Regions from separate parts of the Homo sapiens genome. Here all the other regions are linked to region 1. A link is a contact called in ENCODE Hi-C data. All regions are on one chromosome and are shown on one strand. The core of a region is the stretch at or near the end of the contact, and the rest is flanking DNA. Distances in the headings are between cores, read along the strand shown.

Region 1 (3,503 bases), core at 305-2,804:
CTACTAGGCAGGTAAGCTTGAGAATTTCCCAAGGATAAAAGCAATGAATTCAGTCAACCATAGATTTGAAATGCTTCACTAAGAAATGAAATGGAAGGATCCCTACATTTCTTTTTCCTCCCATCAAAATGGTATTGACAAGAGACCATAAACCTTGGGCGAATGGAACAAAAGGGAACTATTTGCACTCACACTAAATGGATCACACGTGAAATATTTAGTTCCCAGTTTTAAGAAGTCAATATAAACCACACAGAGAGAAAATTCTTTGTCTCCAGGCCTCCTTTTCAAAACAATCCCAGCAGGTATTGCACAATTGCAGACAATACTGTCCTAATGCATTAGAGCCTAAGTCCCCTAAACGCATTCAAGTTAAGAGGGCTCAAGCCTACAAATGTTTATTCAGCACCTGCTTCTCTGTCTCCAGGACATCCTACTTGTATTCCCAGGGCCATCCTACTTGTACTCCCAGGGCCTCCTCCTCCTTAAATGTTTAGCAAGTAGGTGAATGTTGTATGTCCATGTGAAAGATACTGGCATTCCTAGGGTGCTTAGCAGAGTTGCAGTCACATAGTAGGTATCCAACAAATGAGTAAATATGAAGGAAAACATAGAAACTGCCTTCAAGAGGTCATGGGCTAAACTAGGGCTGGGAAAAGCACTTGGTCCTGTGCACTTCCTTGGAAACAGAAGTGAGCCAAGGCTTGAGGGAGGCACGAAGGAGTTCAGAACCACTGAAGGGAGCCTCTAGTTCTTACTTGTAATGCTTTCCCCTTCAGTGCACCACACAACACAACAGGACCAGTCCCCTATCAGGGCCACCACTCTACCGGGCTGGGGAGGAAAGCCCTTCGCAGTCCTGCGGGAACAGGAGGCACTCCCACATTGCTCCACTTCTCTGTATTCCAGTTTAATTAATTTTTATATTTTGAATAAAATTACACCCACTCTCTTCCATTATGGTGAACACTTAAAATTACATTTATAGAAAATTACATTTACACAAACTTGTTTAAAAGCCAAATCCCAGACCTAGGCTATTGGCCAAATTCCATTTAAAGGGGATATTAAGTAAATTAGTTGAGCTGATTAAAAACACCTTCATCAAAGTAGAGCATTGGTGCCAACAATATTAAGAGTTGAACTATTGATTACATTTTTTTTTCCACAGCAGATAATACATTAGCAGGGAGGAAAAGTGATTACTGCTCGCTTCCACTTCACAGGTAGAACTACTGATGGGGGTGACGCGGTAAGGTGGGAGGGCATGAAGGCAGGGGACGCGGCCTAGGTCAGGAGGGACGCAGAGGAGAAAGGAAGAGGAGGGGTGGAGGCTGGTGGCTGGAGGGGGCAGAGGTCAGACGCCTCGAAGGAGGGCGCCGTGAGGGCAGAGCCGCGGCCACCTCTACCGCAGCAGCCCGTCGGGCCGGACACCAGCCGCAGCCGCCAGCCCGGCAGACGCTGGAAGCGCGCACAGGGGTGCTCCCGCTCCCGGCCGCCAGAGGGCGCGGCCGGCGATGGCGCGGCGGAGACGGAGGGAGGAGGGGAGCCGGCAGAGAAGGGTCAGCCGCGGCGGCAGGGCGGCGGCGGCAGCGGCGCAGCTCCGCTCCCCGCGCGTCTCCCTTCCCCGCGCCCAGGTAGGGCGCTCAGCCTCCGCCGCCAGGATGCGGCCGCCCGCCTGCTGGTGGCTGCTCGCGCCGCCGGCGCTGCTCGCGCTCCTCACCTGCTCCCTGGGTAAGTAGCGGGCGGCCAGGCGCGCAAGGGCGAGGCGTGGGGTTCGCGGGCACAGTCGCCCGTGCCCCGGTCGGCGCGGGGAGGGAGGCGCAGGGCGGCCCAGCCCTGCCCCGCCGGCGCGCGCGTCCCGCCGTCCGGTCCCCGCCGCGCCGCGCCGTCAGCAGCGCCCTCTCGCGGCGCCCAGGTGGGACCCGGGCCCGGGACCCGAGGCGTGCCCGCTCGGCCCCTTTCGGTCTTGGGTCCCCGCTGCCGCCCCGGCCCCAGACTCGCGTCTCCCAGCCTCTGCCGCCCCGAACCGGCGGGCGACGGGGCGGCGAGGGCGCAGCAGCCGCCCCCACAGGAAGCGCGCAGGAACTGTGCCACCGAAGAAACTTTGCAACAGCGCGAGTGGCGGCGGCGGCGGTCCCGCCCCCCTGCCTTCCGCCCGCGCTCCGCCGTCCTGCGCGCCCCGCGCCGGGCGGGAGGCTGGACGGGAGCCGGCGAGGCGGCCCTCGAGGCCCCGCGGCTCCTGTTCGACCCCCGGGGGCGAGGACTGCGGTCCCGGTGTCCGCGCGCCCCTCCGCAGGGCCTTCGGGACGTGCCCTGGCCCCTGAGGATAAGCGGCCAGCTCGGCGCCAGCCCTTCCCGGATTCCGACCCGGAGGAGGACAGGGGCGCCCGCTGGGCCTCCGCGGGAGCTGGCGCGGCGGGGAGGCTTGCTCCTGTCTCGGGTCTCCGCTGGGGACATCAGGGGACACGTCTGCGAGCAGAGCAGTGCTTGCCCGGTCTCCTGCTGCTGTAATGCCCATTCTTTTTTATTTCTTTTCTCCTCGCAAGGGCATTTCCCCCCTTTATCTTAAAACGATGTGATAAAAGTTAAAAAAAAAAAAAAAGCAGCCTTGTAATTGACTTTCATGATCAGATTTGTTCAACTTTGAAAGCTTGAGCGAAAAATTATTTTTTTTTCAGACTGCTACAGAGTTTTTGTCCTCTAACCCAGACTTGCTGGTGTGAAAAGGCAATGATTTCAGATTTTTTAGTAATGGCAGAATGGTGCAGTTTAGGAAAAGACGTAGCGTTATTGCGCACTGCTCTTGTTAGCCCACCGGAACCTTGACAGCCTGTTTTTATTTGTATTTAAGCTCTCTGAATAAGGATTAATTTGCTGCATTTGTGTACTTCTGGCATTTCTATAGGCGCTCAGTAAGTGTGGGAAAAGAGCAAGATTAGTTGGTAATTGTTTACATGCATGATTAATTAGGCAGCAGTGTAATTAAAAATATTAGGGCACCTCCGGCAGAGAAGGCTGTAGTTGGTCTTGGGGAGCGACTGAATTTGGCTGGAATCGGCTTCAGTGGAAGAAGGGCATTGCTGGGTGGCAGCCCTGGGAGAAAGGGAGGTTGGAGGTTTGGGAAAGCGACTGGGTGACTCCTGGCTGCATCAGTTGGCTTGTTGCCTGGATGTTTTGCAACTAACCAAATGGGTGGGTGGTAGCTGAAATTGGTATTCTATTTATAGCACTGCACTTTATAATGCTGTACTGGGGGTATAATATTTGTATATAATATATACAACATATGGGCTGAAATGCACATTTGTATTGCTGTGTCTATTTTTTATTACCCCCAGGGGAATATTTGCACTGTCCAAATTTGATAATACACTGAAGGACATTCAGAATGCACTAAGATGTCAACACATTTTTAGAGATGTCTATTAGCCTTGTGAAGTTGTCAGATAAGCACAATAAATAAGACATAAAATGCATTAAAAGGTCCCTGTGAGACATTT
Region 2 (3,533 bases), core at 26-2,525, 5.6 Mb after region 1:
TAAATAATATTTCCGCATACAGATACAATAGACATAAATAACCTTAAAAGCACAGATAATGATAAAACATAATAAAATAATTAGAAAATGAAGAGTTTTGAGATTTGTACCCTTTGTTTTTAATATAATCTTATTGTAAGTTTATGTAGTAAGACTTTTAATAATAGCAGTGTTTAATTTTTCTGCTAATTATATTCCTGAAATTTTAGCAACCAGTTACCATCAGTTGGCGCTAGCACACCACCGACTGCAGGCTTTACTGATGAGGAAACTGAGGCTCGGAGAGGCTGTCACGAACTTGCTGTAGTCACACAGGAAGTACTACCTAGGTTGCTCTAATTCCAAACCTTCTCCCTTCCATATGCCTCTCTTTAAAACATAACTGATCTACCTATATGTCAGCACCCAAACATCTTAGTGTGAATGGATTTATAGTTTGTTGAATAAAGTCATTGCTTTCCGGTAGGTGGGATGGGAAATCTGACTAGGCGAAAGAATAGGATGAAGGGAAAAAGAACATCTACTTAACAGTTCAGGATACGGCAGGATATTTTCTCTCCTGGGATTTGGGCAAGCCAAGATTTAACAACCAGCAATTGCCCAGCAACTGATAGAACTGGTAGAACATTCATTGTTTTTTTAAACGTTTGCCATTCAGTATTCCTTTTCACACATTTTCACTGTGTTAAACGAAAACGTTAAGACTTATCTCAGCAGCCACAGCAAAGAGCAAGTACTAACAATCAAGTGAGTTTCCAGGAGAAAAAAAACAAAGTTATCCCTCAATGCAAATACAACTCGGCCAAAGGTGTGGCCCATCCCTCTCCGCTCCACTATTTTCAAATAAGCCACCTCTGCCTTCATGGACTGCGAGCTAGTGACTCTAGGCTGTGACACCACTGCATCCCAGCTTCAAATCTCCCCTTGCAGGCAGTTTGTGGGGGAAATAATAAAATTAGCATCCTAACACTACAAGTCGTGAGACCGCTCAGGAACAATCCTAATTTGCATACTGGAACTCCTGTAGAAGATACTTTGAACCGCTTTAGATACAATAGGATCAGGTAAAACGGCGCTGCCTTGCCAGCCACTGCAGGTTTTCACCTGACACAGCCCCCAGACCCTGTCTACGAATCCCCCAGCTGGCCGAAGGGGCCGCGGCCGCACATGCGCAGTCAGTCCCGTTGGTTGTGCGCTCAGCCCCGCCCCCAGAGGCGCCGCGCTCCCTGACAGCCCGCGGGCGTACACACGCTGACGCGCAGGCTGCGGTCGCGCAGGCGCAGTCGGGGCGCCTTCCCGGTATAGGCGCCTTTTACCCCAGCGTGTCCTGAGTCTTTGGTTCGCGAAGTGCCGTTAGGCCAAGCAGGTGCTAAAAGCCCGGGGTCGTGGACCCCGGCCAGGTCTTAGCAGCATGGAGGCGCAGGGTGTAGCGGAGGGCGCGGGGCCGGGCGCCGCCAGCGGCGTGCCCCACCCCGCGGCCCTAGCCCCGGCTGCGGCTCCCACCTTGGCGCCAGCCTCGGTGGCGGCCGCGGCCTCTCAATTCACCCTGCTAGTGATGCAACCCTGTGCTGGGCAGGACGAGGCTGCGGCCCCCGGGGGCAGCGTTGGGGCGGGCAAGCCCGTTAGGTACCTGTGCGAAGGGGCCGGGGATGGCGAAGAGGAGGCTGGGGAGGACGAGGCGGACCTGTTAGACACTTCGGACCCTCCGGGGGGAGGCGAGAGCGCGGCTAGTTTGGAGGATCTAGAGGACGAGGAGACTCACTCGGGGGGCGAGGGCAGCAGCGGGGGCGCCCGGAGGCGGGGCAGCGGTGGGGGCAGCATGAGCAAGACCTGCACCTACGAAGGCTGCAGCGAGACCACGAGCCAGGTGGCCAAGCAGCGCAAACCGTGGATGTGCAAGAAACACCGCAACAAGATGTACAAGGACAAGTATAAAAAGAAGAAGAGCGACCAGGCCCTGAACTGCGGTGGGACTGCCTCGACTGGCAGCGCGGGAAACGTCAAACTCGAGGTATCAGACTTAGCTGAGGCCTGGGGATGGGAGGTGGAAGAAGAAACCCGATCTTAACGCAAACCGCATCTGCAGGGCCTGCCTCCCCACTTCCAAATGGGCCGGTTTGCAGTGACTGGGTTAGTGGTTGAGAATTAGAGTGTTTGCCCTAAATTAAAGTTTATACCAACATGTGCAAAGCAATAACAGTTCTGTTGAACTCATGATAGGTGCAGAAATTTCAGTAAAAATAATGTGACATCGGCAGAGCTGTCATAGATCTGGGATATGGCTGGAAGGACATAGAGTAAATGATCGGTCTGGTTCATCGCTAAAGGAGACTTAGGAACCTAGATGAAGTTGGTACTTCTGAGAAAGTCATCTCTTTCTGTTTTCACTACTCTATTCTCAGTATCCAGTTCTCAGTACCCAGTTCTCAGTACCTCTATTTGTAATACTCCTGTATTTAGTACTTTGTTTTTAGTGTCCTGTTCTGTTAACCCTCTTCCTAGTACCGTATTTTTAGTACTGCTATACTCAGTTGCCTGTCTGTAGTACCCCTGTACGTAGTACTCTTTTCTTACAACTCTGTTCCCAGTACCCCTATGTTTAGTCCCTTGTTCTCATGTTCTCACTACCCCAATACTTAATATACTTTGTTCTCAGTATCCTTGTTGTTAGTACCCTGTTCTCACTACCCCTTTTCTTAGTACCCCTGAGGGGGGAAAAAAAGGATGATAATGGGGTATAAGTCTCAAAAAACTTTTGGATTGTTTGATTTGAACTGAGTCAAAGGTAAAACCAGTGTTCTGGAGTTCGACTTCTGGGTGCAAATCCCTGTTGCATCATTTACTGGCCTTGTGGCTTGAATAGGTTATTAAACTCTGTAAAATGGGCATTAAAATCGTGTGTCATTCATAGTGTTGCTGTGAATATGTGAGCCATTCCATATTGAGGGTTCACACAGTGTCCAGCAACTGGCTAAAGTTTGCAAACCTTACCCATTATTATTGTCATTGTTAGTGGTATACTTTGAGGCTGTCACAAATAAGCAGATATTTCTTCTTGTGAGAGCTATATAATCCCTTAGTGTAGAGAAAAATTTAATTTTGTTACAAGTGATCCAAGCCAGGTATGGTGGCAAGTGCCTGTATACCCAGCTGTACTTGGGAGGGTGAAGTGGGAAGATTGCTTGAGACCAGGGGTTCGAGGCTGCCGTGAGCCTTGTTTGCATCACTGCATTCCAGCCTGGATGACATAGCAAGACCCTGTCTCCTTAAAAAAAAAAAAAAAAAAAAAAAAAAAATTTTTTTTAACTGCAAGCTGTCTTAGGGTCCTAGGATGTATTCTAAGTCTTTAAATTTCTTAGTTTCAGGCTGAACTTGAAGTGCTCCATCACTAAAATATTAGACCTTGTAATTGTTTACAAATGTAATGTTCTAGGCCAGGCTCAGTGGCTAATACCTGTAAGCCCAGAACTTGGGGAGGCCTAGGAGGGAGGATCGCTTGAGCCCGGAAGTTTGAGACCAGCCTGGGTAACATA
Region 3 (3,635 bases), core at 700-3,199, 5.9 Mb before region 1:
TCTTTTTTTTTTTTGAGACTGAGTCCCGCTCTATTGCCCAGGCTGGAGTGCACTGGTGCCATCTTGGCTCACTGCAATCTCCACTTCCCCGGTTGAAGCAATTCTCCTGCCTCAGCCTCTGAGTAGCTGGGATTACAGGCGCCTGCCACCATGCCCGGCTAATTTTTGTATTTTTAGTAGATATGGGGTTTTGCCAGGTTGTCCAGGCTGGTCTCGAACTCCTTACCTCAAGTGATCCGCCCACCTCGGCCTCCCACAGTGCTGGGATTACAGGCGTGAGCCACCGTGCCCAGCCTTTTACCGGTTTTCGATTGTGTGCTATGCACCGTAGAAAGCATATGAAAAATAGAGGAGCTTCGAACTGATGCAGAAGGAAGTCACGTGCACTTAGCTACTACATAATACATATCTGGAACCAATACAAGAACCTGATCCAATGTCCACTCTAGTCCTCTTTTCCTCTGTGCACCTTCTACGAGTTTGGTTATAGACTTAAGCACCCTTCCATTTTCAAAATTTAAGTACCCACAACTTGAATTCTCAAGTTATTTTATCTTTCTTCTCTTAAAAAAAAATGTTAAGGGGTTAGTTTTCAGAATCTTCAATTTTACTAGATACGGTATGCACAATGTTAAAGACAAGCTCCAATAAAAATTTATGTATACCTTTAAAAGGTTTGTGAAACATTTAAAAAATTTTTAAAAACACAAATTCTTCTTGGAACAATGAAGATAACGAACATCTGTGGTTCCCTAAATGAGCCGTAATTTTAAGATGGGCAGCAACTAAAGGGCTTCAGCTTTGCCAAAACGTCAAGAGGCTGCCTTGCAGTGGGCTCGCAGTGATTTTAAAATGTTATTCTTCTCGTCTCGATTTATGTTTTTCTCCCTCTCAAAGTTAAACTTAAATGTCGTTGGAAACGTAATTTGGTAACATTCTGATGTCATTTCCTTCCGTTTTTAAATTTGTAACGAAATAAAAATATTTGTTCGTTCTCAAAATGAAGGTCTTCCACACACAAAAATTAAGCATGGAGTGCAATAAGGTCAATCGAATAAAGCTGCATCCGACCTTTTAAAATATGGAATAACATTTTTCCCTTCTCCAGAACTCTTGACTACTGACACAGGACAATGCCTGAAGTATGAAGCACAGACACGGAAACACCGGATGCGAAAGACTGGAGACCGAGACAGCAAAGGGAGGTGGAGCGGAGTGCTGATCTCGGTTCCTCCAAAACTCGTACTGTGAATCTGTGACACGGGACAATGAAATGTGAGCAAGGACAAGCTTACACAGCATCATAATGTTAATTTGAAGACGGTTTTCCGGTTGATGAGGCAACGAAAGGCTGAAAGACTCCAAAGTTAAAGGAGCCCCAATTTTGCCCGAGAAAACGTAGAGCTAGGAGGGCGGTGACCAGTTTTCCCAGACTTATCTCTACGCACTCCAAGATGCTGAAAGTGGGACCCCTGCTCCTGTAGGTACAGGAGGCCTCTGCACCCCGCTTGGCCCAAGCTAACCCTGCCCTCCCAGACCAGGCCTGGCCAGACCCTCCCGCCCCGGGCCGGGTCTCCGCCGGGCCGGCTCCCAGCCCCAGTCAGGCCAGCAGAGCCTTCGTCTCCTCCTGCCTCAGCCGGGTCAGAGCAGGGCCCCTGAAGACTGGCGATCCCGCGCCCGACTACCTTGGTCGTCCGGATATGCTCCATCGCAAGGAGACGTCAGCCGGCAGCCGGTCTCACAGGCGTACCATACGGCTACAGAAACAGGGCGGTGACAGCGACAGAGAGCAAGCGGGAACTCCCTCCACCAGCCAGCGCCGCGGGTCTGTCTGCCGGCCCCGGTGGCGTCAACGGCGCAGGTGCAGCCGGTGAGCGCCGTCTCCTAGAAACACTTCCCCAAACCCCGCGGCCTCCCGGGGGACTCGGGGCAGGCAGACAGAGCGTGTGTGGACCGAGAGCGGCTTGCTGGTTCGTCCCGGACAGCGGCGGATCCCACAGCGCCCCCTGCTGGAGGAGGCCGGTACTGCTCACCACCCCACCCGAGGCGGTCTTTGTCATCCCGCCGAGCGGACGCGCGGGGCGGTCGGGGAGGAAGACTGCGTGAGAATGGATCCCGAGTAAAGGGTTCTTGTGGGGTGAGGGCAAGAGTGGAGGATGTTCTGAAGTCCATCGCCATACCACTGGACAGCACCAAATTTAGTTTGAGCTGCAGTTCTACTCATAAGAATGTATTCTAAGGAAATAATCAGATTTGGAGTTATTATTCTAAGGAAATAACCAAATAAGGAAACCAGCCTTATTTGAAACAATCAACTCTCCAATCCTACGGATTCCTTATGTAAAGTATGATGATTAGCTAGTCCTCAATCTGGTCTGGTGTCAGAGTCCCGCCTCCTACCTCAATTTCATACGATGTTAGCACCAGCATCCATTAAAACTCATCCTGTAGAGGGATATCACATAACGAAAATGTTAATGCTGCATTACTGAGTGAAGAAAAAACTGACTATGGAACAATAAGTTCAATGTAGCCGTGCTCTGTAATTTTTATTTATGTAAACAAAAAGTTTACATTTCTAGGTGAGGGTTACAGGTAATTTTTGTTAGAACACGTCTAATGTGGTACTTCTCAGCCTGGAGTGAGTTTTCTCCCCGGGGGACATTTGGTAACATCTGGAGATATTTTTGGTTGTCTCAAATGGTGGTGGTGGGGGGGTGGCGGCGGGGGGCAACTGGTGGGTGGAGGCCAAGTCACAAGTCGGCTGCTGAACACCCTACTAGGCACCAGACCAACCCCCCAACTACAGGGAATTATCCGGCAGATGACAACAGTGCAGAGGTTGAGAAACCCTGCTCTATGCCAGGCGCGGTGGTTCACGCCTGTAATCCCAGAACTTTGGGAGGCTGAGGCGGGCGGATCACTTGAGGTCAGGAGTTAGAGTCCGAGAAACTCTGCTCTACGTTTTGTAAGTATTCTGTACTAAGCCGGTTAAGGTTTGTAATCTTCATCTTTCATACTGTGATTGGTGTTAGAAAAGCCTAACATCTAAATTTTCTTTTATAATTAAAAATTTTGTTTCACTTATTTGTTTCATTTTGTTCAAGTTGTCTTGGTTTGTTTTGTTTTGAGTGCCTACGATGTTTCAGACAGATTGCCAAAGCAATGGAGATGGTTATTAAACACAACAGCCTTTGCGGTGGAGTTGCTGACTCCTCTAAGCTAAATATGTAATAAGAGTTACATTAAACCACCTAGAAACCAACCTTAGTACAGTATCACATCCACCCCCTCCCCCCGAAAAAAAACCCCACAAATCCTGCTCAGAAAAAAAAAAAAATATATATATATATATATATACACATATATATATATATATATATACATATATATATATATACACATATATATATATATAGAGAGAGAGAAAAGTAATGTAGGTCTTTACTGAGGATTGCTTTTTGAGAAAACAGAAAGAGGTGAATTGTATAGCATACAGCAAGACTTTCTTAACAAAACTTTTTATATCATTTTCCTCCCAATTTACAACTTCCTCCTTCCCCATTCCCCTACAGATTATCCTCCCTCTTCTCATCTCCTCACTTCCTGTGTCCTCTCTTTACCAATTCTCACAG

Evidence for each region. Hi-C counts contacts between places; a loop is a spot of excess contacts on that map. Pooled maps may share reads with other maps.
Region 2: a pooled map shows a loop between it and region 1 (14-fold over the local background). The contact joins the promoter of RFXAP here to the promoter of B3GLCT in region 1. A Hi-C loop is called at or near these places in 7 of 50 pooled maps.
Region 3: a loop to region 1 is called in a pooled map, with 10 times the contacts of the local background. The contact joins the promoter of MTMR6 here to the promoter of B3GLCT in region 1. A Hi-C loop is called at or near these places in 6 of 50 pooled maps.

Annotation. Positions count from the first base shown.
Region 1 is chr13:31,198,421-31,201,923 of GRCh38, forward strand. B3GLCT (beta 3-glucosyltransferase) reads left to right here and starts at 1,555. Exons shown (of 15, transcript NM_194318.4): 1 at 1,555-1,734. The coding sequence starts at 1,665. RefSeq lists silencers at 1,196-1,255, 1,306-2,205, 2,266-2,515.
Region 2 is chr13:36,817,947-36,821,479 of GRCh38, forward strand. RFXAP (regulatory factor X associated protein) reads left to right here and starts at 1,276. Exons shown (of 3, transcript NM_000538.4): 1 at 1,276-2,011. The coding sequence starts at 1,412. It overlaps LOC124903158 (a long non-coding RNA gene), which reads right to left and starts at 1,125. Exons shown (of 2, transcript XR_007063760.1): 1 at 221-1,125. RefSeq lists a silencer at 1,194-1,563 and enhancers at 1,794-1,843, 1,854-2,083.
Region 3 is chr13:25,285,539-25,289,173 of GRCh38, forward strand. MTMR6 (myotubularin related protein 6) reads right to left here and starts at 1,950. Exons shown (of 14, transcript NM_004685.5): 1 at 1,686-1,950. The coding sequence starts at 1,709. RefSeq lists enhancers at 1,330-1,950, 1,654-1,993, 2,094-2,263.